2 separate regions of the Homo sapiens genome follow, and region 2 is linked to region 1. Evidence: chromatin loops called from intact Hi-C (ENCODE). Cell type or tissue: Caco-2. All regions are shown on one strand. Links, peaks and the distances in the headings refer to the core of each region. The heading gives the core; the rest is flanking DNA.

Region 1 (2,910 bases), core at 323-2,822:
AACGTGCTGAAAAGCTGAAACTGTGCCCCAAAGAGTAAGAAGCCAGTAACTAACAGAAATTCTCGAGTTTGAAGAATAGCAGATAAGAAAGGAATCTCACTTGGGAGGCCGAGGCAGGTGGGTCACTTCAGCTCAGGAGTTTGATACCAGCTTGGCCAACATGGTGAAACCCCATCTCTACTAAAAATACAAAAATTAGCCCAGCGTGGTGGCAGGTGCCTGTAATCCCAGCTACTTGGGAGGCTGAGGCAGGAGAATCGCTTGAACCAGGGGGGCAGAGGTTGTAGTGAGCTGAGATTGTGCCACTGCACTCCAGCCTGGGCAACAGAATGGGACTCCGTTTTCAAGAAAAAAAAAAGAAAGAAAGAAAGAAAGAAAGAAAGAAAGAAAGAAAGAAAGAAAGAAAGAAATAAATAAATCAACTTGCTGAAAATGCTGAAACTCTCTCTGCTTATGAGATCAAGGAGAAACGAGCTGAAATCTGTTGGGACCAAGATGGTCAAATGGAGTTTGTGCAAAACGAGCTTGCTGATATCATGGCCTGAATTTCCACCACAAGGTTCACACTAACTCCTGCTGAATTTGAACATGCAATCGCTGCAGTAGCATGGATATAACTGTCCATGCCTGAGGACTTTCCAGACCACCCCCTCTTCCTTCTACCAGTCACCGGCTAATCTCAGAATCCACCCCTTGAACCTTTTCTTTTTGTTGTTTTCTTTGTTTGAGACATGGTCTCACTCTGTTGCCCAGGCTGGAGTGCAGTGGTGTAATCATGGCTCACTGCAGCCTCAACCTCCCTAGCTTAAGCAATCCTCCCACTTCAGCCTCCCGAATAGCTGGGATTACAGGTATGCACCACCATGCCCGGCTAATTTTTTTTTTTTTTTTTTTTTTTTTTATAGACAGGGTTTCAACATGTTGGCTAGGCTGGTCTCAAACTCCTGAGCTCAAGCTATTTTCCTGTCTTGGCTTCCCAAAGTGTGGGATTACAGGCGTGAGCCACTGTGTCCATCCAAATACATTTGCTTTGAAAGGAGACTTTATGTCAATGTGGCCAGAGGTTGAATGCAGTAGGAACAATCTTTCTGTTGCCTGCCCAAGCCTCTGAGCCTGGGCCGCGCACTCCTCCACAGTAAGAGATCAGCCAGTGGAGACAGGTATTAAAGACCTGGCATCACCCAGGGGAGACTTTCTGCTAATAGAATAGAAAAGTGAAAGTGATTTGAAATGCCTTGGGGTTCCACTCTGTCTGGTCGAGAAGACGGATGAGACAGCCTTGGAGGGGGACCAAGGTGGTTAACATTCATCCCTGGCACTCCCCCATCCTACTCCAACACACGCTGGCCCCAAGACTGAAAAGTACACCTTACTCAAGAAAGGAACACTCTGGGTTTCTCCAACTGTTTCGGGGCCAAAGGTCTTTAAGTCCTGGTTCCTTATCACCACTGCCTGTGTGTTCATGACTTTTCTGCCTTTGGAGAGCTAAGCCTGTTCCAGGTAGACCTCATTAAGCCTCAGATGTGGCGTGCCTTACTGGCTTCTGAAGAAGAGATGAAAGCGGAGCTGGTCCCTCTGATCAGGGAAATCCTGCCTTGGGCTTTCTATGCTGTGGGACCCCCACATTTCAGGGCAGGGCAGGGGCAGGCGTCTGCAAGGCAGCTACCATAGAAATAAGCTTGGGAGGGCCAGGCGCGGTGGCTCACGCCTGTATTCCTAGCACTTTGGGAGGCCAAGGTGGGTGGATCACGAGGTCAGAAGATCGAGACCATCCTGGCTAACACGGTGAAACCCCGTCTCTACTAAAAATACAAAAAAAAGTAGCCAGGCATGATGGTGGGCACCTGTAGTCCCAGCTACTTGGGAAGCTGAGGCAGGAGAATCGCTTGAACCCAGGAGGCAGAGCTTGCAGTGAGCCGAGATCATGCCACTACACTCCAGCCTGGGCGACAGAGCAAGACTCCGTCTAAAAAAAAAAAAAAAAAAAAGAATAAGCTTGGGAGGCAGAGAGTTGTTTGTGCACAGCCTGGCTTAGCCTTGGACTCCCTGTGTATGCCAGGAAAATCCTGCAAGCTCTTGAGACTCGGGCCCATCAGTCAACTGGAGGTGATGTTAGAAGACCCTACTCCAAGGTGGCTGTAGCCATTTAATGAGATAATGTATAAGGCACTTGGCAATATGCCAAGTGCATAGTAAATTCTCTATAAGTATTAACTTAAAAAAATCTTTTCAAAGACTACAGATACGGGAGGACAGGTGGCCAGAGAGAGAACTTTTAGAACTTCTAGAATTTTTCTGTTTTTGTTTTTTACTGAGACAGGGTCTTGCACTGTTGCCTCAGGCTGGAGTGCAGTGGAGTGATCATAGCCCACTGCAGCCTCAAACTCCTGGGCTCCAGAGATCCTCCTGACTGAGCCTCCAGAGTAGCTGGGACTACAGGCATGCACCAGCATGACTAGCTAATTTTTAAAACTCTTTTGTAGAGATTGGGGTTGGTTCTCACTATAATGCCCAGATTGGTCTTAAACTCCTGGCCTCAAACAATCCTCTTCCCTTGGCCTCCCAAAGTGCTGGGATTATCAGCGTGCTCCACCGTGCCCGACCAAACTTCTAGTTTTTTAAACAAATGCTGCTAATCTGATTCCCTGACCTTCATGCACACAGTGGCTAGCTGGGCATTCAGACTGAGGGAGTCCTCGGGGGTGGGTCACAGTCCCACAGCTAATATATAGTAGAGCCAGGATTTGAACCCAGGACAACTCAAGAGCCCATCCCTTCCACTCCCACACAAAGGGGAGATGGGGTTTTTAAATTCTTGTCTCCAAAATGCCTTCCATAGCTGAGGCATTCCTGAATGATGGACTTCCCCCAAAGAATGAGTCATCCGCTTACTGTCTAATCTCATGTTAG
Region 2 (2,910 bases), core at 1-2,500, 75 kb after region 1:
GACAGTTTAATGTGTGGAGTGTCTAGAGAAAGCAAGGATGGTTAGACCCCAGGGAGGAAGAGCTATAGCACAGACCCCCTCAGAATGCTCTCCCAGGCTTTCTGTTAAAAGCTCCTGCAGCAGAGTGGTCATGGTGGATCAGAGGGCAAAGTGAAGAAGTGAGGACAACTGATTCAGCCTGCTAAGCATTCTTGGGGCCTCAGGAGCCCCCACTGTCCTTTCTGAGGCTTTTGTCTTCTGCATCCTGGCAAGGAGCAGGCAAGCAGAGAAAAAGGCAGGAGAGACCAGGGCTCGTGTTAATTAAGCACCTACTAAGTACTGGGGGTCGGAACACATGGTTTTATGTAATCCTCACAGCGGCCCAATGAGAGAGGTTCTACTATTGCCTCCTCCTTCTACCTTTTTTTTTTTTTTTGGCTTTCATGTTTTTTCCTTTGCCTTTTAGCTATTTTAAAGTTAGAGAAATGAGGCACTGAGAGTTAAAGTGGCTGGCCTGAGGTCATCACGTGGGTGGAAGCCTGATTCAGGTGAGGTCAGTCTGACACCAGGATCCCTCTAGGTGCTCAGAGAAGGAATTTCCCCACAGTAAGGAAGGAGGCTTGGCCTGCTGAGATGAGCCTCAGATTCCTGTCTCTTGGCCCCGTAACTATCAGCAAACTCAAAGCTGAATTTCACCACTGGCAACTTCTGGTGTTAGCAAGTCTCTCAACCTCTGTGGGTTGTGCTCTATTCATTTTAATTTTTATCTTATGATTAATTATTTACAGTGTCCCTTTGTTGCCCAGGTTGGAGTGCAGTGGCTCACTCACAACTCACTGCAGCCTCAAACTCCTGGGCTCAAGTGATTCTGCCGCCTCAGCCTCCCAAAGTGCTGGGATCGCAGACGTGAGACAAGGTGGCCAGCCCACTTTGCTCATTTTTAATGCATGGGAAGCTGGCGGAGATTTATTTTCTTCTTCTTCCCCCAGGAATATGTTCTCATACATACATACTATCTAGGTCCTTTTAATTCCCCACTTCCCTAACTATCCATGTTCATGCATATTTACATTTAAAAAAAAATAGGATCATACTGGCTATGTTGATTCTGTGACTTTATCTTTTTCACTAAATAATATGACTCAGGAACCTTTCAAGGTCAGGAATGTGGATCCACCTCATTCATCTAAAATCTACTCATTCTCCCACATGAATGCATATACTGTAATCCCTTCCCATACCAGTGTTGCAAGCTCTGCCATGGACATTTTTATGTTATGTCAGTGCAAGTGTGAGCATTTCTGTGTGAGATTTTTCAAAGTGGGATTGCTGGACCAAAGAGCATGCCATTGAAGTTTCGAAAGACCCTGATAACTAATCTGAAGAAGGCCCAGAACTCAGTTGTTTCTCAAACAATTTCTGGCATGGATGTTTCTCTGATGCCTGGTGGAGAAGCGGGTGATGGTCTTAGACAAGTCTTTTAACCTTTGTGAGGCTTAGTTTGCTTATCTGTAGAGTGAGAAACAGTGTCATAGACACAACAGTGCTTTGGAGATGATAAGGTCCTGTGTAGGTTGGGTGCTGTGGCTTATTCCTGTAACTCACACTTGTAACCCCAGCGCTTTGGTTGTAACTCACACTTGTAACCCCAGTGCTTTGGGAAGCCAAGGCGGGAGGATCGCTTAAGCCTAGGAGTTAGAGACCACCCGACTCTGTCTCTACTAAAGAGAAAAACAAAAACCAGACAAGAAAGTCTTGTGTAAATGTGAGAAATTAAAAATTGTTATTAATATTGGAAGGCTCCACAGCTAGACACATCTCCTTCTCCTCATTACACAGAAACCAAAACGAGGAGCTTGTGCAAGAAAGAAGCTGTTTTTGGTTTTTATTTTGTTTTTTTTTGGAGACAGTGTCTCACTCTGTCACCCAGGCTGGAATGCAGTGGTGTGATCATGGCTCACTGCAGCTTCGACCTCCCCGGGCTCAAGCAATCCCCCCACCTCAGCCTCCCAGGTTGCTAGGACTACAGGCGCATGCCACCATGACCAGCTGATTTTTTTTTTCCTGTATTTTACAGAGATGGGGTTTTGCCATGTTGCCCACGCTGGTCTCAAACTCCTGGGCTCAAGCCATCCACCCGCCTCAGCTAGGAAGCTGTTTTATATTAAGTATCAACTATGTTTAAGGCCATGTATTAGACCAGCAGTTCTCAATAGCGAAGGAAAAGGATGATTTTGCTCCCCAGGGCACATCTGGCAATGTCTGCAGACATTTCTGATGGACATGACTCATGGGGTAGGGAGTGTCACTGGCATCTAGTGGGTAGAGACCAGAGGCGCTGCTGAATATCCTACAATACACAGGGGAGTCCCACAACAAAGAATCCTCTGACCCAACTGTCAACAGTGCCCAAAATGAGAACCCCTCATCTAGACCTGTCTCTTTTCTGATGTCCAACCCCAACAAACCTCATTCAAAGACGAGGAACTGAGGTTCAGAGACATGAATGACTTGCCTAAGTTTCCATAGACAGCCACTACCAGTGGCCAACTCTCTACTCCATCTGGCTTCAGGGTCTGTGGTCCATTCCACATACTACACTGTCTCTCTAGGAAGACATCCCCTTGTCCCCAGGCACCTTGGCCCTGGCAGATTATCTACGGCAAGGGTTACAAGTTTTGCCTTAAGGCATAAGCACCTCCCCACTTCATGATTAGAGGTTTTATGACTTTGCACTTGTAATCATTGTTTCTGCTCATTTTGCTGTGTGCTAAACATTTTATGAGGATTAACTCATTTTACCCCAAGGATATGTCACAGAGAGGTTAAGATCAGACACTAAGTGGCAGATTTGTGCTCTCGACCCAGATAAGAGGTCTCCAGGGACCAACCTCTCGGCCTCTCTACCGTGGTCCTCCTCATGCTTTGAAC

The links. Hi-C counts contacts between places; a loop is a spot of excess contacts. Peaks named below come from ENCODE experiments on the same cell type or tissue, not always from the same donor. Only the 100,000 strongest peaks of a DNase experiment are listed, where the experiment ranks them.
Region 2: a loop joins it to region 1, with 8 times the contacts of the local background. A loop is called at or near these places in 7 of 110 quality-filtered maps.

What each region holds. Positions count from the first base shown.
Region 1 is chr16:8,752,171-8,755,080 of GRCh38, reverse strand. All of the region lies in intron 5 of ABAT (4-aminobutyrate aminotransferase), which reads right to left. Among named protein-coding and RNA genes, the nearest start is that of TMEM186, 44 kb to the left of the region's middle. In Caco-2, for the core only: no CTCF peak of the experiment used is centred there; a DNase peak (open chromatin) is centred at 1,470.
Region 2 is chr16:8,677,032-8,679,941 of GRCh38, reverse strand. All of the region lies in intron 1 of ABAT (4-aminobutyrate aminotransferase), which reads right to left. Among named protein-coding and RNA genes, the nearest start is that of ABAT, 3.9 kb to the right of the region's middle. In Caco-2, for the core only: no CTCF peak of the experiment used is centred there; DNase peaks (open chromatin) are centred at 548 and 1,291.